Linked DNA regions of Homo sapiens: regions 1 and 2 are each linked to region 3. The links are chromatin loops, found by intact Hi-C in ENCODE. Cell type or tissue: CD4-positive, alpha-beta T cell. All regions are shown on one strand.

What was found. A loop is a pair of places that touch in the nucleus more often than their neighbours do. Peaks named below come from ENCODE experiments on the same cell type or tissue, not always from the same donor. Only the 100,000 strongest peaks of a DNase experiment are listed, where the experiment ranks them.
Region 1: it touches region 3 in a loop (3.0-fold over the local background); 72 of 110 quality-filtered maps call a loop at or near these places.
Region 2: it touches region 3 in a loop (4-fold over the local background); 58 of 110 quality-filtered maps call a loop at or near these places.

The regions. Positions count from the first base shown.
Region 1 is chr2:232,437,715-232,445,714 of GRCh38, forward strand. It overlaps the pseudogene DIS3L2P1. Among named protein-coding and RNA genes, the nearest start is that of ALPI, 14 kb to the right of the region's middle. RefSeq lists enhancers at 1,572-2,075, 2,076-2,580, 5,792-6,429. In CD4-positive, alpha-beta T cell, CTCF peaks have their summits at 1,914 (motif pointing left), 2,113, 3,044 (motif pointing left), 6,929 (motif pointing left) and 1 weaker place; DNase peaks (open chromatin) are centred at 1,894, 3,017 and 6,867; H3K27me3 peaks cover 237 bases.
Region 2 is chr2:231,902,743-231,910,742 of GRCh38, forward strand. No RefSeq gene overlaps it. Among named protein-coding and RNA genes, the nearest start is that of MIR1471, 14 kb to the left of the region's middle. RefSeq lists enhancers at 2,388-3,006, 3,007-3,624. In CD4-positive, alpha-beta T cell, CTCF peaks have their summits at 3,508 (motif pointing right) and 3,709; a DNase peak (open chromatin) is centred at 3,509.
Region 3 is chr2:232,517,613-232,525,612 of GRCh38, forward strand. PRSS56 (serine protease 56) reads left to right here and starts at 2,776. Exons shown (of 13, transcript NM_001195129.2): 1 at 2,776-3,083; 2 at 3,709-3,816; 3 at 4,204-4,254; 4 at 4,359-4,548; 5 at 4,903-5,002; 6 at 5,090-5,249; 7 at 5,448-5,590; 8 at 5,804-5,966; 9 at 6,160-6,333; 10 at 6,427-6,591; 11 at 6,695-6,757; 12 at 7,126-7,232; 13 at 7,604-8,000. The coding sequence starts at 2,987. The coding sequence ends at 7,894. RefSeq lists a silencer at 4,559-4,758 and an enhancer at 6,029-6,538. In CD4-positive, alpha-beta T cell, CTCF peaks have their summits at 4,650 (motif pointing left) and 4,859; DNase peaks (open chromatin) are centred at 4,659 and 6,769; H3K4me3 peaks cover 367 bases; H3K27me3 peaks cover 4,088 bases.

The DNA.
Region 1 (8,000 bases), 80 kb before region 3:
TTTTTTTTCAAGGCCAGGCACTGGCACATTGCTTCCCTATTTTACAGGCTTTGAAAGAAATGGAGATTCTGAAAGCTTAACTAATTTATCTGGCAAGGCATGGTCTCTCATGCCTGTAATCCCAGCACTTTGGGAGGCAGAGGCAGGAGGATCGCTTCAGCCCAAGAGTTGGAGACCAGCCTGGGCAACATAGTGAGACCTCCTCTCTATAGACAAAATTAGCTGGGCAAGGTGGTGCGCGCCTGTGGTCCCAGCTACTTGGATGCTGAGATGGGAAGATCAGGATCACTTGGGCCACCAGGGAGGTGGAGGCTACAGTGACCCGAGGTCATGCCACTGCACTCCAACCTGGGCAACAGAGCAAGACCTTGTCTCAAAATTAAAAAAAAAAAAAGTTTGAAATCACGCAGTGAGAGTGGCAGGGCTGGCGTTCCAGCATCGTCCTTTAAGATGTGACAGCAACAGGTCCCACTTGAGACAGCAGGAACGCGGCACCCAGTGCTGCCTCTGCACAGGCCCGATGCTTGCTGGAACCTTAAAGGCAAAGGAGACCCGATCATAAACGCATGAAGAGCGCATGTTTCATGGGATTGATGTTGATGCTGGTGTTCCATGCGAGCCACTGAGGAGAAGCCCCTCTCTCAATGGCAGGGCCATGAGAGGTGAAGGACGCCCCTCCACCCCTCCCCCAGACAGGTCTTTCCTGGCCACAGATGCCCCAGATCCCTGAATGTCAAAATCGAGTCCCAATCTCCCAGTTGAGCAGAGAAACATTCAGATCTGGTTCCTCCGTGATCAGGGAAGGCAGGCTTCCTCTGAAGCGCAGATGGCTTCACCCCTTTCTCATCTCATCACCTCTAAGCCCTGCCAGGGCGAGAGCAGCCTTTCCCAGCATCGTCCTTTAAGATGCAACAGAAACAGGTCCCACCTGAGCCAGCAGGAATGCGGCACCCAGTGGCTGGCTCTGCAGTCTTGATGCTCGCCGGCACCTTCAGGGTGAAGGACGCCCTGTCGTAAACGCATGAAGAGCCCTGCGTTTCATATATTGATGTTGTTGCTTTTTCTTTAGAGGAACGTTTGTGCACTGTGGGAACCTCTGTCTCTACCAGTGTCACCCTTGCTGTGGGGAGTGTGTACCGTGTGCGGGGGGCTGGTGGCCTTTCTCTGCTGTCTGCCACAGCGTGTGAGGGGCTCGCTGAGCCTCACACCTGCCCTATCCTTCCCCATCCCCTCCTGCCCCGGGGAGGCACAGACCCAGGGAGGAGGGGTGCTGGGAGTGAGTGCTGAGGAGCTGGGGTCCTGGCCCTGCAGCCACTGTCACACCACAGCCCCACCCCAGACCTCCAGAGTCGTGGGACTCTGGTGGCACAAGCTCCAGAAGCTTGGTCGATGCCAGGTCTGGGACCGAGGCCCCCGTCTCCGAGGCCTTGGCTTGCTGTTCTGGAAGGTGATGCTGGCTGGCAGCCATTCCCAGCCCCTCGGAGAGCAGTTGTCAGGCAGTCCCTGAGCTCCAGCGCCCCATTCCCAGCAGGGCCCAGTGATCTCATGCCTGTGCCCCTGGTGCTGGGAGGAGCGGGTTGGCACTAGGGCCGGTGCCCACATCAGAGGAGGAAGGTCTGAAGCCAGGGCAGGGGGCAGGGCACCCTCCCGTCCAGCGGCCCCAGTGCCCACTCCATTCCTTCGGGGCTCCCGTGGCCCAGAGTGTGGAGCGGCGCGGCCTGACCACCCAGGATAGCTTGGGGCGTTTCGGAGGTTTGGCTGCCTAGGCTGTGCACCTAGCACTGCTCCCCAGGAGAGGGAGGGAGGAGGTCAGAGTAGAGGGCCCTGCTGACCAGGTCACTGTCACAGCCTCCATCTCTGGCCCTGGGTTCCCATAGGAGCGCCTAGGCTCTAAGCTGGAGCCTCCCCATCCCAGGACCTTGGGGAGGAAGAGGCTGGGCGCCACCTGCTGGCCCACCAGGGAATTGACAGGGTGGGGGACTGTGGAGCCTGTGCTGGCCGCAGATGAGAGCCCTGACTCCCACCTTCCCTACCCCACCCACCCTGCACCGTCCAGCTCAGTTCTCTGACCCGTGGTGCCAGGTCCCATTTGCAATGGCGAATACTGAACTCGGTGCAACTCTGGCTGCTGGCAGCTGGGCTTGGCCTGCACCTTCCTGTCCCCAGACTCCACTGGGGACCTCCCTTCCAGCCATCCCAGGGCGTCACCACCACAGCCAGGGGCCAGCCCCACCTTCATTCACTCTTGCTCATAGCTCACCTCTTCTCTCCACCCCCATCTGCTACCTGCAGCATCAGAAGGACATGAGGGCACCAGACAGCCCCTGCAGCTGTCCTCAAACATCATGGCCAAGGCTGTGCCTGGGAAGTGGACTCTCTGCAGTGCCAGCTCCCTCCTCAGTGCCCTTGACCTTTATCTGGGTCCCTGCTTGATGTGGCCCAACTGGCTGGGCCAGAGCCCCACAGGCGCTGTCCCGACCCCCAGCCCCCTAGAGGGAGGGAGAGGCTGAGACGGCAAGGGAAGCAGAGACTCAGCCACACCAAGGGCCCTGGCAAGGTGGGCCTCTCCTCCATAGCCTCACCAGGCTTCACGTTCAAGGTCACCAAGAGTGCACTTGTTCACTGTTGAGGGCAGGGGTGACTCCTGGGACTGTGCTGGGGTCCAGGGAGAGCAGGTAGTGGAGTTGCCAGGGAAGCAGCTTGCCTGAGGTCTGTGGTCTTGGCAGGGGCTTCCACAGCGGCCCCACCCTCTCCCTGTCCCCTCCCTCCTGTCCTTGTCCTCGTGTTTACTGAAGATCATGAGAAGGGATGTGGAGAGCGCCTGCAGGAACTGAGAGCAGGAGCCTGGCTCAGCCCTGAGAGGCCCCCAGATATTCAATTCCTAAACCCATAGGGTGGGGCATGGGCACAGAGGAGAAACCGGGGCCGCCCGGCACAGCCCTGCTCTTTCACCCTGCCCGCCTGGTGGCCTCCTTAGCCTGCAGCCTCGGAGCGACCCAGTATGGGGGCATGCTGCCACCTGCTGGCCACACTTCAAAATGCAACCCAGGGTCGGCCTGGAGGCTACAGGTGTCCCTCTTCCCCCAGGCCTGCAACTGGGCTGGGGAAGGGGCACCAGGGAACAGCCCAGGTGCTCCTGCCCAGGAGGATTGTCCGACTGCGTGGGGAGAAAGTCCAGAACCGTGCTTGGCACATGGTAATCTTTGTGGAATGAGTGAACAAATGAATGAATGAACTATGCATCTGATGCTTTTCGGTGATGATGACCCAACCAAGATAGATTACATGAGCCATTTTCCAGCAGGAACTGGGACTCCTCTTGGGCTGACAAGATGTAAGTATGAAATCTAAATAAGATTCCAATGGCACTAGACAGTGACACACGTGACCCTAGCTATAAATGCCCATGGAAGAGAATTCTGTCTGACATTCAGGGAAGACTTGGAGCGGGGCAAGGGGATGGGATTGATGGCAGAAGTGAGACTCACAGGACACGTGTGGGAGACCCCTGGCTGGCCATGTTGGGGGAGGAGGGGCAACAGGAAAGCAGCGCCTGGATCTCGAGGGACTTGGCCGGCTCAGTCCTTCCATCGGGAGCCACATTCATTCACAGCGACTGTTGAGTCTAACAACGCTCAAGTACAGCAAAGCTGGAGCAACAGGCCCTGAAAGGGTGACTCCAGGGTCTCACCCCACCCTGACTCCTTCCCTCCTGCTGCCTCAGACTCTCCTGTCTACCCTCAGAGACCCTGTCGGGAGGCTTCCCTCCAACAAGGCACCATCCCCAGGGAGAAGGGAGCCCAGCACTCCTGGCCCTGTGGGGTCCTCAGTCCACTCACCACTGCCACATGCCCCAGGGAGTCCTCGGACTAGGACCTGGGCCGGGCCCCCCTGGGTTCCTATGGCCTGGGCGAGCATGGTGCCCTCTTACAGCCTGGGCTGCCTGAGCATTCCAGGCATCCTGTCATTCAGCAGAGATCTTTCCTCGGTGCCTTCTCTGGATTGGGTGGGCTGCTGAGCTCTGGGGCTGCTGCCGTGAATTATTTAATAGATGGGTGCTTCCCTGCTCTCCAGGGTCCCCCTCTGGGAGAGCCAGCACAGGAGCTAACCAGTCAGAGGAGAAGGCGGTGTAGACCAACTGGTGCAGGGGAGACCATGGGGGTGCTGGGCAAGACAGGGACTTGGCGGAACACATGAGATGAGGCAGGGCTGAGCCCCACAGCCAACTCCTCCCCCCAGAGCCGGGCATGAGGTGCTCAGCGGATGACCACCAGCTCCCCGAGCTGGACCACATGTCACACAGGTTTCTGGGATTTGCTTCTAGAAAAGCCTGACCCAAACATTTGGAGATGACAAGTACTCACTGGCCTGGAAGGAGGTGCTCACCAACATGTGCTTCCGGCCCATGCAGATAAGGAGGGCCCAGCCCAGTCCCCATGCAGGTAAGGAGGGCCCAGCCCCAGTCTCCCCCACTCCCGGGAGCACACTGGCCCCAGACCGGTGACCTCTACGTGCAAGCACAGGCCCCCACCGTTCCTGCCTGCTCTGGACATGGCTGGGTGGACGGGGGCTGCTCCTCCTCTGCCAGAGGGTGGGAGAGGAGGCCGACCCCAGGCAGCACCTAGGAGGGGGCACCCTGAGCCTCTTGAGTTTGAGCCGCTGTCTCCTGCTCACACTCGCTCAAGGACAGAGTGCCCTGGAGCTGAGGGGCTACTGAGACCTCCTGTCAGGCTGGGGTCCTGGAGGAGAGACAGGGTCCCATGTGGCTTCCTGTCCCAGGGAACACTCCGCAGCCTCCATCCCCACGTGGAGTCCAGAACCAGCTGTCAGCCTCTGGCCAGTGTGGGAAAGAAGCGGACTTGGCTGGGGGCCTAGGCCTGGGCCTGCAGGGAGGTGGCAGCCTGTGGGGTGGACAGCTGGGCTTGCTCTGGGATGCCTGTCACAGCGTCCCAGGCTGAGCTTCCCCCGTGCAGGGCCCGAGCATCCTGGGACCAGGACCCCAGAGGACCCTCGGGTCAGCGGGAGCAGTGGTTGCTGATGGGTCGGCTCTGGGTCCCGGCCCGGCCCAGGGCCAGGGACAGGCTATATTTTAGGGGCTCGGTCACTCGGAAGATTCAATCTGTTCACAAGAACTGGATGGCTTCAGCTGACCTCAGTGGATTTATTTTCTGACACTTCAAGCTCTGCTGGGTTTGAAGCCATCAGGGCCTGCTTGGGCCTGGTCACCGTGACCTGCCCCCAGTCACAAGTGTCTGCCCAGCCAAGCACCTGTGGCACCCACAGCGGAGAGGGGCTGGGCCGTGCCCACTGGGCTCTCTCTGTTCTACACTGCAGCGGCTCTAGGCCTGGCAGAGAAGGCGCAGCAGCCCCTGAGTCCCAGAACTGCCTCTGGCTCTGCCCTGCTGGGGCCCCTCCCATGTCCCTGCCTCTGACGCCATCACCTCCAAGGAGGTACAAGCCAAGCTGGAGCTCCAGAGATCGGAGCCGCTCCGGAGTTAGCCAGAGCCCGAACAGGCTGCATTCTCCTGGCTCGCCTCCCAGGGAGCTCAGAGGCGCCCTTGCCCGGGAATCCGATGGCAGAGAGTTACCAGGTCTGCGGTGCTCCTGTTCCTCAGCCCCGGGAACTGGGGTGGGGACAGGACAGAGCAGCAGCAGAGAGCACAGAAAGGTGTGAGGGGGCACACAGTCCCCAGTGAGCATCTGCATCAGGACACCAGGGCTGTCCCAGGGCTGTCCCAGGGATGGCTGGGCCTGTGGGAAAGCCATGGTCCCCACCCATCCCACCCGACCCTGAGCCACCTCCACCAGCCAAGAGGGGCCAGGGCCCTTCATCAACCTCACCCAGGTCATCTGGGGAACTGGGCCACCACTGAGAACAAAGCCCAGACATGTCTGGGAGTGGAGGCTGTGCCCACCTCCCCCAGAGACTTGCCCCCGACTTAACCCAGGGCCCAGCAGGGGCTGGAAGGGAAGTGGAGTTAGGGAGCGGAGCAGGTCACCATCAGCTGCGCCCTGGATTCCAGGGCCCGTGTGCACAGAGTAACGGGAGCTGGCTGTCTGTCTGGCCAAGGGCACAGGAGGGTGAGTGTGTACAGCAGCCAGGGAGCAAGGGAGCCAGAGAGACACACAGGAGTGACCTTGGACCTCTGCGAGGAACCCGTTCACTCGCTCCCAGGCAGTAGCACTGGCCCTGACACCCAGCCCTGAAAGCTCGGAGACTGCAGGACAAACAGCTTCAGGGGCTGTGGCCCCAGCTGGGACGGGCTATGCGCTGGTCCCTAGAGACTCTCGGTATCTCCCCCTGCCCCAGTCCTGCCTCCTGCCCAGCACAAGGGCCTTTGGAACTCAGCCCTCTGTGTCTCAGCCCCCGGGAGGGTCAGGTGTCAGAGACGAGAAGGGCCGAGGCTGGCAGGCCGGAAACTGCCTCCCTTGGCTGCTGTGGGGTGGAGTACCAGGGGACACAGAGGTGCTGGGGTGAAGCGTGGCTTCAGCTGCGTGGGATCAATGCCAGAGGGGATGAGGTCAGCTCCGACCAAAGGTGTGCCTAGGTCCGAGAGGAAGCGCCAGGAGCCTGAGGCCTGTGTTGCACGGGGCAGGGAATGGCATCCTGGGCTTTCTTGCCTGCCTCCCACTCTAGCCAGATGGAGCAATGGACTTGGCCTCCTTGAACAAAGACCACAGCCTCCTCAGCTTCTGCTTGTGTCTCCAGCAGACAGCGCCTGCAGCCCCCGGTCATACATGGCCACAGGCTTCCCCCTCCTCCTTCCTGGGCCAGAGTAGCAGCCTCAGCCCCATGCTGGGGAGGGGTAGACCAGAGACGGTTCCCTCCTGGTGGTGCCCAGCAGTGACTCAGCAGCGACGGCACATGTCTGGGCCATTCTCAGTGCTGCCACCTTGAGGGCATTTGGGAGGCCCAGGCAGGCCAGATTTGTCTCCTGGAGAGAAGTATGGGCACCCCTGGGCTCTGCCTGCCTCCTGGCCTCCCCTTGGGTTCCCTTGTACAGAAAGGGGCACTGGTCCTGGCCCTGGTCCTCCCTGGCTTTGCTCAGCAGCCAGCAGCCCGCCAGGTCTGTGCACACCAAGGCTGCCGATGGCAAAGCTGTGGGTGGCATGGGACCTCTGGGAATAGTCGGAAAGCTCTGGGCTGGCCAGGCTCTGACCCGCCCCACAGATGGCACTTTACTTCTGCTCGGGGCTGCTGCAGGACCTGGCACAGTTCGGGCACTATGCGCTCATCATGCCCCTGTACACACACTTCACCCACAGTGGGTGCTCGGTGGCCCAAGACCATTCAGCGGTGATGGTGGAGGTCCAAAGGTCGGGCGACCCAAGTGTAGGGGAACCCGACCTGAGAACTCTCTCTATGGGCCGGTGCTGCGGAAGCTGCAGGGGGTCTACAGCCAGCCCTGGACACAGCCGAGAGGAGGGCGCTGACCTCGGAGGGCTGCTTTCTGCTGCCCTGGGAGCTGGGTGCTGGGGTCCTAATCTGTCGTCTGGGGTGGAGCACCATGCAGCTCATCCCCCAGCCATCACCATTCCCCACTGCCCGCCCTCCACCCTCATGCCCCATACAACACCGCCCACGACCCCGCCCCCTCTTCCCAGGCTATAGGGAGCGACTAGACATGGCGCCCGATACCCTGCAGAAGCAGGCAGACCACTGCAACGACGGCCGCATGGCGTCCAAGCACATGAAGGAACTCAGCACCGGTCTCTTCTTTGCCATTCTGGTCAAGGTGAGCCCTCCAGCCTGGTGCCCCTCACCTCCCTCTGGCTCCCGACCCTCCTGGGCACCTGCTCACCAGGAGGCCTCGAGGAGCCCAGGGCAGTGCCAGGAGGTGCCATGGCTGCAGCACTGTCCCTGCAGGAGAGTGGCCCCCTGGAGTCAGAAGCCATGGTGATGGGCGTCCTGAAGCAAGCCTTCGACGTGCTGGTGCTGCGCTATGGCGTGCAGAAGCGCATCTACTGCAACGTGAGTGCCCTGGGAGAGCCCGGGGGCG
Region 2 (8,000 bases), 610 kb before region 3:
ACCTGGCATCATTTCCCCACCCCAGGGTCTGTATCCATAACTCACTCTTGCAGGCCTTTTGCCATGTCACGTGACACATTCACAGACTCTAGGACTAGGGCGTGAGCTTCTTTGGGGACTCAATGTTCTGCCTGTCACACATTGTGAGACTGCTGAGCCAATCCGGCAAATGATGGAAGGACCTGGAATTATTGATAACCAGCCTCCACTCCATCCCCAACAGCCAGCTGCCCTTGGGACCCACATCTTGCTGAGGGCCTGGGATTGATTGCACTTAGCATGGATGTTACTCCTTGGCTTCCAGGCCCCAGAGTTCTTTTCTTCTTTTTCTTTTTTTTCTTTTTTTTTTTTTTTGAGATGGAATCTTGCTCTGTCGCCCAGGCAGGAGTGCGGTGGTGCCATCTCGGCTCACTGCAACCTCTGTCTCCCGGGTTCAAGTGATTCTTCTGCCTCAGCCTCCTGAGCAGCTGGGATTACAGGTGCCTGCCACTGCGCCCAACTGATTTTTTTTTTATTTTTAGTAGAGACAGGGTTTCACCATGTTGACCACACTGGTCTCAAACTCCTGACTTCAAGTGATCCACCTGCCTCGGCCTCCCAAAGTGCTGAGATTACAGGTGTGAGCCACCACACCTGGCCTCCAGAGTTCTTCTAAGCAGATCTTATAGTTACCCAGGATCCAGGGGACAGGCAAGGCCTGACTTCTTCGTGGCCCAGCCTGGCCTGAAGGGGAGAATGTGGGTTTCCACTACTGAACAGGGGCATGTGGGCATTTGGGCAAGGTCAGCACCTGCCTTTTCACGTGCTCTCCAGCAAGGTGTCTGTGGACACGAGCCATGTGCATGGGGAGGCCTTGGCTGTGGGGGGAGCTGGGCCTTATGGGCAGGGATGCTTGGCAGAGATGACCAGTGCTTCACCCGTACGTCCAGGAGGAGGCCATGTCTTAGCCCACTTTGTGCTGCTGTAACAAAATGCCAGAGCCTGGGTAATTTATAAAGAACAGAAATTTATTTTCTCAGAGTTCTGGAGGTTGAGAAGTTCAAGAGTGAGTTGCCAGCAAGTCCATTGTCTGGTGAGGGTCTGCTCTCTGCTTCCAACATGGCGCCTTGAATGCTGCATCCTCTAGAGGGAGGAGCGCTCTGTCCTCACATGGCAGAAGCTGGAAGGGCAAAATGAAACCAAACTCCCTTCTTGATGAGGGAGTCAATGGCACCATCAAGCCCTTTTAGAATGGCATTAATCTATTCATGAGTGCAGAGCCCTCATGACCTAAACATTTCCCATATTCCAACACTGTTGCTTTGGGGATTGAGTTTCCAACACACATTTGGGGGACATATTCAGACCATAGCAGGCTGGAACCTTCAAGCATCCAGGAGGGAAGGCTCCTCGCTGGGACTGAGAACAGGATGTCAGCCTGGGGCTGGGTGCAGCCTGCAGGGCCCAAGGATGCCCAGCAGGTGCATGCACTTTTACGACCCAGCCGCCTGCCGGCCCAGAGCTCTTCCTTGCCCCAGTCAGGGCCCAGCCGTCACTAGCAGGAGGCCGTCTCCAGGGCGTTGGCCAGAGCAGAGTTCTCTCACCTCCCCAGCCTCGGCGGAGGAGGAGAAAGTGGCTGTGGCCTCCTGTGGAAGGGGTGGCGATAAGGGACTTTGGCAGTTCCAGGAACTTTGGCCACCTTGAGGCCTTCTAGGAGCCCTGTCTTCTGGGGGGTGGTATACCCCACCAGCACCTGCAGTGCTGGGGTCACTGTGCGCTGGTCAGGTGGCCTGACTGAGGCGCTGCCCCATCTCCAATGTCCCCACCACAATACCTGGCTGCAGGAAGCGCAGTGCAGCTGTGTGCAGAGCCCAGGTGGTTTCTGTCTACCCTGGTGGGGGTGGAGCCAGGCATGGACACTGCTGCAGCCCTGGGAGCCAGGTTCTGGGGCAGTCATATTCCGGTCCCCATCCAGCCCTGGGACACTCACTTTGTCTGCTCAGCCTCGTTTAGGATGAAGCCCATCAAAGGCCTTCATGTTGGGGGTGAGGGGTGTTCATCACAGAACCCGTGTACTACAGTTGACTGCCCAAGGGGTGGGTCCTTGACCCCAGCTAGGCCAACTGGGTCCTCCCCTGGGTTTGTTTTGTTTTGTTTTGTTTTTTTAAGTCTGGAGTGCCTTTCCCCCTTCACTCACTTTCTGATCTACATCCTGGGAGGTGAGAGGCATCATGGTTTTAACTGATCTGAGAGAATGTGGCTGACCCTTGCTCCCTAAGCCAGAGAGTTGGTGCAGACGAAGTCCCTGTGGCCTTGGTGATGCTGATTCCAAGCCCCTGCCACCCCCAAAGGCACTTTTCTCCCAGTGCCTGAGGGCCTGGCTTCTTTCAGCAGAGCCATGGGAGTTGAGCGTCTCATTTGTGCGCCCCACCCTGCCCCCTCAGCAGACAGGCAGGGCTGGGCTGGGCCCAGGCCAGACTCTCCTCTCCCAGGAGCTCTTTGAGGAGCAGCAGGGTGCAGCCAAGAGCGAGCACCTGGGGTTGGCAAGAGGAGACGGGTCTGGAGTCCCCTGGGCAGAGGGAGAGTCCAGCTTCTGGGGAGAAGTGGATCCTCCAGGGTCTAGGGCTGTGTCTGGGGAGCCAGCTCCACAGGGAGTCTGGGCACAACCTGGTGTGGTCTTTGGAACAGCAGGGCCTTGGACAGAAAGCTGTGAAAAAGGCAAAGAGGGGCCCACGATCCAAAGCACCAGTCCATCTTTGCCAACAGTGGTCTGTGCCTGCCTCTTGGAAAGGCCCGTGGTAACAGTTCTCCAACAAGAATCATGTCCTTTGGGTGTTTTGCTTTGCTTTTAAAAAATTTATAACCACATTGCAAACATTTGGAAGATTGAAAACCAACAAAAAAATCGCCAGCAGCCACTGTTCAAGTGTAGAAAAATGCTTGTTTTAGTTAATTTTCTAGCCGGTGTGGTGGCTCATGCCTGTAATCCCAGCACTTTGGGAGGCCGAGGCAGGCAGATCACCTGAGGTCAGGAGTTTGAGAACAGCCTGGCCAACATGGTGAAACCCTGTCTGTACTAAAAATTCAAAAATTAGCCGAGGATCGTGGTGGTGCGCGCCTGTAATCCCAGCTACTCCGGAGGCTGAGGCACGAGAATCACTTGAACACGGGAGGCGGAGGTTGCAGTGAGCCGAAATTGTGCCACTGCACTCCAGCCTGGGTGACAGAGTGAGACTCCATTTCAAAAAAAAAAGGAAAAAATGTTCTAGCATGCAGTCTAGTACTGTGATAGAAGCAGGTTTGGGCTAGGTAACCTAAACCAGTGATTCTCAAGTGCAGTCCCAGGAACAGCAGCAGCACCTGGAAACTTGTTAGAAATGCCAGTTCTCAGGTCCTACCTCCGACCTTCCAAATTAGAACTGAGGGTGAGTTTCAGCAAGTTGTGTTTTAACAGATCTGAATATGTTCTAGTTTGGGAGCGACTGACTCAACACTTTGTAATTTCATGCAGTCCTACTGCTTCACCACCAGAGGGCACCAGGAGGCTGTGGTTTTCCCCTTAAAATTGCCAGCTTTTAGATTCTCAGTGTCGGCCACAGATACTATTCAGACCTCACTGGACTTTAAAAAATAAAGAATGACGGACGATATGTTGAGAATTATTGGCTAACCTTAAATACCACCATGTTTGGACCAAATTGAACTGTCATTGTGGTTAGTCCTTGCCCAACTGCAGAGCCAGTGTCTTTTGGTGGTGGTGGAACGCATTTGGTGGTACTTCTTTTGTTCAGAACATAAAGAAATGTAAAAGCATTGGGGTCAGAAACAAAGACAGACTCCTATTAAAAGTCTGAATTCTTTATGGCTGGGCATGGTGGCTCACGCCTGTAATCCCAGCACTTTGGGAGGCCAAGGCGGGTGGATCCCCTGAGATCAGGAGTTCGAGACCAGCCTGGCCAACATGGTGAAATCTCTATTAAAAATACAAAAAATTAGGCAGGCATGGTGGCAGTCACCTGTAATCCCAGCTCCTCGGGAGGCTGAGGCAGGAGAATCGCTTGAACCTGGGAGGTGGATGTTGCAGTGAGCTGAGATCACACCATTGCACTCCAGCCTGAGCAACAAGAGGGAAACTTTGTCTCAAAAAAAGAAAAAAGTTCTGTATTCTATATGGCCAGGTGCGATGGCTCATACCTGCAATCCTAGCACTTTGGGAGGCCATGGTGGGTGCATCGCTTCAGCCCAGAAGTTTGAGACCAGCCTGGGCAACATGGCAAAACCCTGTCTCTACAAAAAAAAAAAAAATTAGCAGGGTGTAGTGTCACGTGCCTGTAGTCCCAGCTACTCGGGAGGCTGAGGTGGGAGGATGGGTTGAGGCTTCAATGAGCTGAGATGGTGCCACTGCACTCCAGTCTGGGCGACAGAGTGAGATCCTGTCTAAAAAAAAAAAAAAAACAAGTTCTATGAAAGGCAGAATACAGTTCCACTGTGGCCACGCCTGTAATCCCAATACTATGGGAGGCTGAGGCAGGCGGATCATGAGGTCAAGAGATCAAGACCATCCTGGCCAATATCGTGAAACTCCGTCTCTACTAAAAATACAAAAATTAGCTGGGCGTGGTAGCACGCTTGTAGTCCCAGCTACTCAGGAGGCTGAGGCAGGAGAATTGCTTGAACCCAGGAGGCAGAGGTTGCAGTGAGCTAAGATCGCGCCACTGCACTCCAGCCTGGCGATGGAGCGAGACTCTGTCTCAAAAAAAAAAAAGAGACTTATGATAGATGCGGTTGTTTGCCTCTCCTCCCACACCTGCTTCAAACAGTGTTTGGGTGCTGCATTAGCACCCAGTGGCCTTAGAAAGTGCCTTCAGAACAGTGGGCTCCAGGCAGGGAAGGCTCTCTTGGAGGTGGTCTTTGGGCCTCCTCAAGCTTCCCAGGGGTCTAGGAATGACCTGTGTGATCTAGCTTCCTGCCACTTCCTGGAGCATTTGACTTTCTTCTTCATGGCCCCCAGCGCCCTTTTCTGAGAACACCACTGACCTCAGCAGTTTCTCTGAGTGGTTTGCGAAGCCCCGAGGCATGTGTGCCAAGGACCTCCCTGAGATGCCTGAGCTGCTCTTCCCACTCACAGAGCTTTGTGGGGGTTTTAATACAATAAGCCATCAAAAGTATAGATTAGACTTTTTTAGCACTGCGTAAAAGACACTTCCATTAAACTCCATGGTTTTTTTTTTTTTTTTTTTTTTTTTTTTTTTGCTTTATTGGAACTGTGCCGTTATCCAAAACTCAGCCATAGACATGACGATTTATTCATTTGACAAACACTGAAATTTTTGGCGGGGTGGGGAACGAAGTCTGGGCTCTGTCACCTAGACTGGACTGCAGTGGTGCAATCATGGCTCACTGCAAGCTTGACCTGCTGGGCTCAAGCGATCCTTTCCCCCTGCCTCAGTCTCCCAAGTAGCTGGGACTACAGGCCTGCACCACCACGGCCAGCTAATTTTTAAATTTTTTGTAGAGACAAGTTCTCCCTATGTTGCCCAGGCTGGTCTTGAAATCCTGGGCTCAAGCAATTGGCCTACCTCGGCCTCCCAAAGTGTTAGAATTATAGGCATGAGCCACCATGCCCAGCCAACAAGCATTTATTGAGCATTTAAAGTGTTCTAGGGGTCAGGCTGTGCCTCATGCCTATAATCCCAGCACTTTGGGAGGCTGAGGCAGGCGGATCACCTGAGGTCAGGAGTTCAAGACCACCCTGGCCAACATGGCGAAACCCTGTCTCTACTAAAAATACAAAAATTAGCCGGAGGTGGTGGTGGGCGCCTGTAATCCCAGCTACTTGGGAGGCTGAGGCATGAGAATCACTTGAGCCCGGGAGGCGGAGCTTGCAGTGAACTGAGATTGTACACCACTACATTACAGCCTGGGCAACAGAGCGAGACTTCATCTCAAAAAAAAAAAAAGTGTTCTAGGGTATAGACACTGGACTTGCAGTGGGAACAAAACAAAATTCCACCCCATGGAATTTACATTCTGATGGGAAAGATGAGCAATAAACAAATAAGCACAGAATATGACGTCAGAAGGAAAAGAAAGCAGAGTGGGGAGTACCAGGGCGTGGGCAGCGGGGAGAAGGCTTTCCAGATAAGATATTGGAAAAGGCCTAACTGGGGGATTGGCTTTGGAGCGGAGATCTGAATGAAAAAGTAAGTGAATGCATCCTGAGAATGTCTAGGGAAACGGCTGTCCAGGCAGAGAGAACATCAAGTGCAAAGGCCCTGCGGTAGGACTCATCCCTTAGGCTTGCAGAGAGGGGAGTAGGACTGGAAGCAAGGAGATTCCCCTTCCATGCCCGGGCATCTCTTTCAGTTGCCCAGGCATGAGATGGAGGTGGCTGGAGCAGGGTGGGAGCAGAGGAGGGGCAAGATGTGGCTGGATCCAGGATGAGCTTGGAGGGTGGGGTGCCCAGCATCCATGTCTGCATTATGTGAGTTACAACCTCTCTAGATATGGGTGGCTTCACGTATTCTCTTTAAAATTCTCTTTCGGTGATATATATTATTGAAAAGATGATCACCTAGGAAAGACCGTAGCTTCCTATTCACCCTGTATCCAGTATACTTTGCTGGAGAAGCCCACGCATGTTATGCAAGTACTATTTTATTTTATTTTATTTTTTAGAGTCTTGCTCTGCCACCCAGGTTGGAGTGCAGTGGTGCGATCTCAGCTCACTCCAACCTCTGCCTCCCAGGTTCAGCCTCCCAAGTAGCTGAGACGACAGGCATGCACCACCATGCCTGGCTAATTTTTGAATTTTTAGTAGAGACGGGGTTTCACCATGTTGGCCAGGCTGGTCTTGAACCCCTGATGTCAAGTGATCCTCCCACCTCAGCCTCCCAAATCCATGTGCATCCTATCATTGGTCTTGCCACTTATTAAGTATTCACTGTGCCAGCAGCAAAGACCTTTTCACAGCATCCGGCATCTGGTTCCCCACCCCCACCCTCAGCCCTCTGAATTAGGTATTATTCCCATTTGACAGATAAGAAACTGCGGCTCAGAGGGGCCAAGATGTTTGTCTAACCACATGTATTCTAAGATGTTTGTCTTCAGGCCTAACGGTCAGAGAGACCTTCTCATTACAGGAAGGGACCACAAGGGGAATTGTTGCCAGAGGACGGATGTGGCGGCCTAGGGGAAATGGGCTTTGCAGGATCATAAAGGAAGCCTTAAAACTTTGATAATGACAACAACAGAAATTGAGCAGCCATTTCTGTGGCTTTTTTTTTTCTTTGAGACAGAGTCTCCCTCTGTTGCCCAGGCTGGAGTGCAGTGGCGCAATCTCAGCTCACTGCAAGCTCTGCCTCCCGGGTTCAAATGATTCTCCTGCTTCAGCCTCCCTGGTAGCTGGGATTACAGACATGCACCACAATGCACGGCTCATTTTTGTACTTTCAGTAGAGATAGGGTTTCGCCATGTTGGCCAGGCTGGTATCGAACTCCTGATCTCAGGTGATCTGCCTGCCTCAGCCTCCCAAAGTGCTGGGGTTACAGGAGTGAGCCACCACGCCCAGCCCTGAGCAGCCATTTCTGTGGCTTTTGGACGTGAAGATGTGCAGGGAGGAAAGCCTGTGTGGGAAGGAGCGCTTCCTGCGGGGGCGGGGGAGGTCTCTCCTTCTTCATGTGCCTGCCACTCCCTTAGAAGAGACCTCTCTTGGGCAGTGTCTTGGAAGGTAGGGTGGCCAGCATCCATCAAGGGACAGAAGCTAATGTCCCCAGGCCAGCCACATTGGTTTGACTTGCTGATAACAGAATGTGGTCCTCTGTGCCTTCTGCAAAGAGCCCTCCAGCAAACTTCTGCCAGCACCTGGGACATTCCAGGAACTGGGCTAGATGTCGGGAACACCAAAACAAGAAAGGCCCCATTCCTGCCCTTGAGGGAGTTGCAGCCACCTTTGGGGTATAGCAGAGCATCTTGGCTCTGCCCAAATGGGACCGCTTTTATGGACCAGGGAGTTCACGGC
Region 3 (8,000 bases):
TTTTAGTAGAGATGGGGTTTCACCATGTTGGCCAGGCTGGTCTCAAACTCCTGATGTCAAATGATCTGCCTGCCTCGGCCTCCCAGAGTGCTGGGATTACAGGCATGGCCACCGCATCTGGCCGTCAGGGCTGATCGTTCATTCATTTAGCGCATGTGTGAGTCGGACTCTGGTCTAGATGCTGGGACAGCACGGAGCCGGACAGACAAACCCTGCACCCTGTCATCCAGCTGGGCACCGAAATGCGAGCCTCTCCCTCTTACCAGCTTCCTTGATTCCTGATCAAGGAATTCAAATTCCATGATTCCTCCTGGGACCTCATCTGTCCTTTCCAGCTTGGCTGGGGAAGTGAGGGAAGCTGCTGTGCTGTGCCAAGGCCCCCCTCCCCTGTCCTGTTTTCCTATTCACTCGGGGAAGGGTCCATAGAGGATGGCATGGATTTCGGCAGGTCCCTGGCATTGAGCTGCTCGCTGGGAGGAGGTCTGGGGCCAACTGCTGGTACCCTTTTAACTAGACTATAGGAGACTGAGCCCCTTATAACAGCCAAGAATCCCCATCAACATCCTGCAACATAGGAATAAATACTCTAAAGAAAATACAAAGTCCGAGGCCAGGTGCAGTGGCTCATGCCTGTAATCCCAGCACTTTGGGAGGCTGAGGTGGGCAGATCACTTGAGCCCTGGAGTTCCAGACCAGCCCGGGCAACATAGGGAGACCCTGTCTCTACAAAAAATTTAAAAATTAGCCGGCATGGTGGTGTATGCCTGTGGTCCCAGCCACTCAGGAGGCTGAGGCAGGAGGATCACTTGAGCCCAGGAAGTCGAAGCTGCAGTGAGCCGTAACTTGTGCCACTGCACTCCAGCCTGGGTGACAGAGTGAGACCCTGCCTCAAATATAAAGAAAGAAAGAAAGAAAAATAAAGAAAATAGAAGACGGTTGTGTTACAGAGAATGAGACTGCAGGGATAGAGGCCTGGAAGTCTCTCCATCACATTCCAATGGAGGAAGCAGACAGGGAGTGAGTGCACGCTTAAACAATAATAAACAAAGTAATGTTATGAGGTGGGATTTTAATGTGGCTTCTAAGAGGTAACCTGTGCGAGCGGATGAAATTGAGCCAGACTTGGTTGGGTGGGTCCATACAGAAGAGAGGAGAGGGCTCGGGACCCAGCTGTGGGCACAGGAATCAGAGAACAGGAGAATGGGGTTAAGCAGAATTGCAGTCCACGCAGAAAGTTCCCTCCATTTTCTTTGGCAGTGGCTGGATTCTCACCCTGCCTCCCACCTGAAGACCAGAGGCAGGAGGGAGGCCCAGGGGCTCTGTGTGGGCTTGCTGTGGCCTGGCCTGCGTGACTCGGCAAGAATGGGCAGGACATACCTTCCTGGAGGCATGCCCTAGGGGAAGCGTCCATAGAGCTGCCTGGGTGGCTGGCTCCATCCCTATCCCCTCAGCTTGGATGCAGTAACCTGCAGGGCAGAAGCTCTGTTGAAGCTCTGTCGAATCCTCACAGAGGCCTGTGAGGATTTCCCACCCACCTTCTCTGCTCCTGGGTCCCCTGCTTTGGTGGCTCTTACTGGGAACCGCAGGCGATCTTCCTTTGGACACTGTCTCTGTTTATGCTAAAATTCAAGCTGTGTTGAGCTAATGCCTTATCTACCAAGATTGTGGAGGTCATGGATAAAAAGATACCCTGCAAGATGGACAGATACTCTGGTGAATAGAGTCCTTTCCAACTTCACCAAATTCACTCACCAGAATCATCCGCAGACAGTATTTTCAGAGCATTCCTGAAGTAGAGGTATTGTCATGGCGAGGTGCGGTGGTAACTGGGGAAAGGGCTCCTTAGCATGGTGTGCTGGTCACTGTGGAACAGCTGGCTCTCCAGGGGGAAAGAGCCCCGGGTCATAGCATTTGCTGATAAATATTCCCACCAGTTCACCTCACATGAATTGGGGAGCCTGGGCAGCGCAGACGGGCACTATCCTACCCCAGGTGGTAACTCAGTCCCAGGAGAGCTGTGTGGCCCTGCCCATGAGACTCCAGAGGACTCCAGAAGAATCCCACTGCCAGATCAGGGTCACAGAACAATGCCGGACAGGCAGAGCGGGCACTGTGCAGGGCCAGGGGGTCTGGGAGAGCGTCAGAAGCTGCTAGGGCCTGTCCTCCCGGAACTGGGCCACTGTGGGCCTTTCATCTCCCGCCTCCCTTTCCGCGCCACTCCTGCGGCTGCCTGCCTCTGCCCCTTCCCACCCCACCACCCCCAGTGCGGCAATTACGGCGCTAATTAGGCTGCTTTGATCATCTTTAGAAATGGCCACATTGGGGAGGGACTCTGCCAAGCAATTAGGGGCAGAGGGGTGGGGAGCTCCAGGGCTTCCTCAGGGGGTGGGGCTGCTGAGAAACCCCAGACACCCCCTGCCCTCCTCCCTCCAGGAGTGTCTGCCCCGTCATAGCTGTAAGCTCCTCAGGGGGTAGAGGCAGATGGGGATCCCCCCCCATCCCAGCCCTGGAGCCAGGGCCCGCCCCCACCCAGCAGCCCCCCTCTGCCTGGCCTGCAGCCCAACCGTCAGCCCTTCTTCCCTGTCTTGGCCCCTTTGATGGAGCCGCAGAAACAAGGGCTCCTTTGACAGAAGGGGGGCTCGGAGCTGGGATGATGAGACTTCAGAGGTGAAGGTCAAGCCCACTACCCCACTCCTCCCCCAGTCTTGGCCACCCTCCCGTGCACCCCTCCCCCAGGCTGTCCTCTATAAAGACCCTGCAGCCCCATTCCCCTGTGGGCTCCTAGGAGTTAAGGGCCAGGTGAGGGCTGACCAGGGAGGCGGGTAATTTTGATGTAAGAGAACGGGGTCAGATGATTTGAGGGACAAGAATTCAGTGCCCGGGGGCCGAAAGGCAGCAGAAGGCGGGCACCAAAGGATAGGCACCCGGAAGGTGGACTCCGAGGAGGAGAGAGGACAGGGGTCTCTCACCCCAGCTCCTGGTCACCATGCTGCTGGCTGTGCTGCTGCTGCTACCCCTCCCAAGCTCATGGTTTGCCCACGGGCACCCACTGTACACACGCCTGCCCCCCAGCGCCCTGCAAGGTAAGTCCAGGCTGGCCCGAGAGCCGCGGGGTTGGGAGGAATGTAGAGGAAGTGGGACCCTGGGCGGGCGGGGACAGAAGAGCTTGTCACCCCCACTCATAAGGACCTTTGGCTCCTTCTGCCCACCCTGCTGCGAGAAGGGGCCAAGAACTGAGATATAGGTGGGAGAGGAGGGGTGTGGCGGGAAAGGGAAGGGGAGCTGTTGAGCATGCCGAAAGGAATGGAGAGAAGGCCCCAAGAAGCAGAGAGAAACGGCCCGGGGCAGCACCCTGCCCTTGGCTGTCCCGGCCGAAGGTGGGCCACTCAAACACAGCTACTTTCAGTCAATAAAGCTGAGTTCTGCGATGTCTGTATCTTTGGGGTGGTGTCTTTAAAAAAAATTGTTAAGGAAAAGCACCTTTCAAAGATCCCAGTCCAGCTCAGTTGAATTAGGGAGACATCTTGGGCTGAGAACCTGGGAGCACGGGCTCTGAGTGCTGGGCCCAGCGTCCCCGGGGCTCACTTGCCTCCTCATTCTGTCCCAGGCTGGTGGGTCTCCCGAGGCAGGGCTCAGGGCTGGGGCCAGGAGGATGAGGCTGAGGCTCTTCCCCAACCACGCATGATTGTGTGCCCCCTGTCCCAGCAGTTCTGTCGGCCCAGGGGACTCAGGCGTTGCAGGCAGCCCAGAGGAGCGCCCAGTGGGCAATAAACCGAGTGGCGATGGAGATCCAGCACAGATCGCACGAGTGCCGAGGTGCCCACCCTGCCCCCCGTGCCCCAGTGAGCTTGCTGCCTACCCTGGGCCCATTCTGCTGCCTCTGTCCCTTCCCTTCAGTCTTCACTCTCCTCTTGGGGGCAGAGACTGTGTTGGGCCGCAACCTAGACTACGTTTGTGAAGGTCTGTCTCTCCGAGTGGAAAGGACACGCTAGGCTTGGGGCATGGCCTGTGCAAAGGCAGGGAGGCGGAAACACTCTGGGCTCCTGTGGTGACCAGGAGAAGTTCATGGTTGCTGAAATAGAACCCGTGTGGGCTGGAGGGCTGAGCGCGAAAGGAGAGATGGGGAGAGAGAGGCTCGGCCCAGCCTGGGGTGAGGACAGGCGAGAGGGCAGCAGTGAGACTCAAAGGTCTGTTTCTCTGCAGGATCTGGGCGCCCCAGGCCTCAAGCTCTCCTCCAGGACCCACCTGAGCCAGGTGAGGTTGAAAAGGCTCGAGGGGGCAGGCCTGAGAGCCGGGTGGGCCTCGAAGGCGAGGATGGCCAGAACATGTCCCTCGTGACACCCCTTGCCCCTTTCTAGGGCCGTGCGGCGAGAGGCGTCCGAGCACTGCCAATGTGACGCGGGCCCACGGCCGCATCGTGGGGGGCAGCGCGGCGCCGCCCGGGGCCTGGCCCTGGCTGGTGAGGCTGCAGCTCGGCGGGCAGCCTCTGTGCGGCGGCGTCCTGGTAGCGGCCTCCTGGGTGCTCACGGCAGCGCACTGCTTTGTAGGGTAAGTAGGACCCCCAGGCCTTGCCCAGCTGGGGTCCCCGGCGCTGGGCCCCGCACCTGCCGGGTTGTCCGGCGGGCGACGCGCGGGAAAGGTGGTCTCTGCTGCCCCCTGGCGGCGGCCGGCCCCGGGCTTCCCCATCTCAAGGCGCCGCGCCCGCCCCGCCAGGATGCCAGCCCGGAGGGGGTGGCACGGCCGGGCGAGTTCGCCCCCTCTGGGACGGGACCCCTCCCCGGCCCGCCCTCCGTGCCCCCAGGTGGAGAAAGCCCGGCATGCGGGCGGAGGGGCAGGGTCTCCGAGGGGCCTGCGGGGTGTGCCCCTGTCCTTCCTGCGTCTCAGCTGCCGCTCGACCCGCAGCGCCCCGAATGAGCTTCTGTGGACTGTGACGCTGGCAGAGGGGTCCCGGGGGGAGCAAGCGGAGGAGGTGCCAGTGAACCGCATCCTGCCCCACCCCAAGGTGAGAAGGCAGTCCCCAGGCCCCCAAGGCTGGGCACCGCACCCCCACCCGTGCTTCCTTGACCCTGCGCCGCCTCCCCCTCCTCAGTTTGACCCGCGGACCTTCCACAACGACCTGGCCCTGGTGCAGCTGTGGACGCCGGTGAGCCCGGGGGGATCGGCGCGCCCCGTGTGCCTGCCCCAGGAGCCCCAGGAGCCCCCTGCCGGAACCGCCTGCGCCATCGCGGGCTGGGGCGCCCTCTTCGAAGGTACTGGGCGTGGGTGAGCCGGCGCGTGGTGGGAAGAACTGGGGGTCCGAGGTAATAGAGTGTAGGGAGGCCGGGTTGCCTTGGAAAAATGCTGCCTGCTCTTTCAAAGGGGGAGGAATCAAGGGGGGTGGTGGGAAGGGGACCCTCAAGGCGGGGCTCTTGCCCTCCAAACCTGAGCCTTCCACCCCTTCCCTGCAGACGGGCCTGAGGCTGAAGCAGTGAGAGAGGCCCGTGTTCCCCTGCTCAGCACCGACACCTGCCGAAGAGCCCTGGGGCCCGGGCTGCGCCCCAGCACCATGCTCTGCGCCGGGTACCTGGCGGGGGGCGTTGACTCGTGCCAGGTATGAACCCAGTCTGATGAGAAAAGGCCGGCTGAGCCTTCCCAGGGCCACTACGGCCTCTTTTCCTTCCACGTCTGTCTGTCACTCGACTTCTCTGAGCCTCTCTGTCCTCATCCCTAAAATGGACACAAGTGGCAAGCTCACACCTGCCAGGCGTAAGGCAGGCGTCATAGGGGGCAGGTGAATGCAGCGTCCTCTCTCTTGGCCCCGCAGGGTGACTCGGGAGGCCCCCTGACCTGTTCTGAGCCTGGCCCCCGCCCTAGAGAGGTCCTGTTCGGAGTCACCTCCTGGGGGGACGGCTGCGGGGAGCCAGGGAAGCCCGGGGTCTACACCCGCGTGGCAGTGTTCAAGGACTGGCTCCAGGAGCAGATGAGCGGTGAGCGCCCTCTTTCCAATGCCCCGTCCCCAGTGCCCCAACGGACAACCGTGGGACAAGCCCGTTTCCACCCGGCCCATGCCCATTCCCAGCTCCCTTCTGCCTCGGGAAAGCCTGTCTCCTTCCGGGGAAGGAGTGAGGGGGCTAGGGCCCCAAACAGAGGGTGAGCTGACCCCTGTCCCGCCCGCAGCAGCCTCCTCCAGCCGCGAGCCCAGCTGCAGGGAGCTTCTGGCCTGGGACCCCCCCCAGGAGCTGCAGGCAGACGCCGCCCGGCTCTGCGCCTTCTATGCCCGCCTGTGCCCGGGGTCCCAGGGCGCCTGTGCGCGCCTGGCGCACCAGCAGTGCCTGCAGCGCCGGCGGCGATGCGGTCAGTTCTGTTCACCCGGACCCGGACGGGGGGCAGAGGGGAGGGGGCCTGGCCAGCCTCTGACCGCCGCTCCGACTCCTGTCCGGTCCGCAGAGCTGCGCTCGCTGGCGCACACGCTGCTGGGCCTGCTGCGGAACGCGCAGGAGCTGCTCGGGCCTCGTCCGGGACTGCGGCGCCTGGCCCCCGCCCTGGCTCTCCCCGCTCCAGCGCTCAGGGAGTCTCCTCTGCACCCCGCCCGGGAGCTGCGGCTTCACTCAGGTACCCCGCGCCCTCCAGCCCAGCCCAGCCCTGGCCCGGCCCCACCCGCGCGGCACAGCCACTTTCTCCGCCGAGGCGGTACCCTAACCCTGTGCCTCCCCAGGATCGCGGGCTGCAGGCACTCGGTTCCCGAAGCGGAGGCCGGAGCCGCGCGGAGAAGCCAACGGTAATGACGCCCCCTGCCGACCTTCAGGAGGGGATAGGCTGAGGGCCTGGACGAGGTCGGAAGCGCTTCTACTGCAGCTCCGGAAAGGGCTTACCCCATGGGGCAACAGGGTGGACTCGTTCTCCCCTCCCCGCCATAGAGCGTATGACTCTTTTGGAGTACTTGTGGTTTTAGCTCTCATCAGTGTCAAACAGAGATGCTTTGCCTGGTGTTACTGCTTAACTTCTCCGAGCCTCAGTTTCCCCACCTATAGCATAAGAGGATAAGTGTGTCCCCTGGGAGGCCATCCTGAGGTGCTGGTGGGAGTGCCACCCCCAGTTCCATACCGCAACCGTTCATTATTCCCGGGGCCTCTCCTCTTCCTCCAGGCTGCCCTGGGCTGGAGCCCCTGCGACAGAAGTTGGCTGCCCTGCAGGGGGCCCATGCCTGGATCCTGCAGGTCCCCTCGGAGCACCTGGCCATGAACTTTCATGAGGTAGGTCCCCAGGCTTCCAGACTCCTTCACGATGGCCTGGGAAGGCTGAGACCCAGCCCAGGGAAGATGCAGAGGGCCCAGCCCAGATACCCTCCCAGCAGCCTGGGGTCGCCTCTGCCCCAGCTCTGGGGGTAGGTAGAGGGTCCGAGGGGAAGGGAGTGGGGCCTGCGGAGTGTGAGCCAGGCCACTGGGGGTGGTGGTGGGGAGAGTGAGTAGAGGGGTGGGTGGGAGTGTCCACATGAGCGGGAAATGAGCAGGGTTTCCAGGTCTAGGTGAGAGTTTCTGGGGCCCAGGGGGAGAGGGGGTGACCTCTGGGGTTTCAACTCAGGAGTGAGTTTCTGGGCCCCTGATCCCCACTCCTCCATCTGTAGGTCCTGGCAGATCTGGGCTCCAAGACACTGACCGGGCTTTTCAGAGCCTGGGTGCGGGCAGGCTTGGGGGGCCGGCATGTGGCCTTCAGCGGCCTGGTGGGCCTGGAGCCGGCCACACTGGCTCGCAGCCTCCCCCGGCTGCTGGTGCAGGCCCTGCAGGCCTTCCGCGTGGCTGCCCTGGCAGAAGGGGAGCCCGAGGGACCCTGGATGGATGTAGGGCAGGGGCCCGGGCTGGAGAGGAAGGGGCACCACCCACTCAACCCTCAGGTACCCCCCGCCAGGCAACCCTGAGCCATGTCTGGGCCCCCAGCCCCTGGGGAGGACCTACTGCTCCCAGGGGCTGAGAGGGGTTCGGGAGCATAATGACAAACTGTCGCTGCCCCAGTGGCTGGGTGTG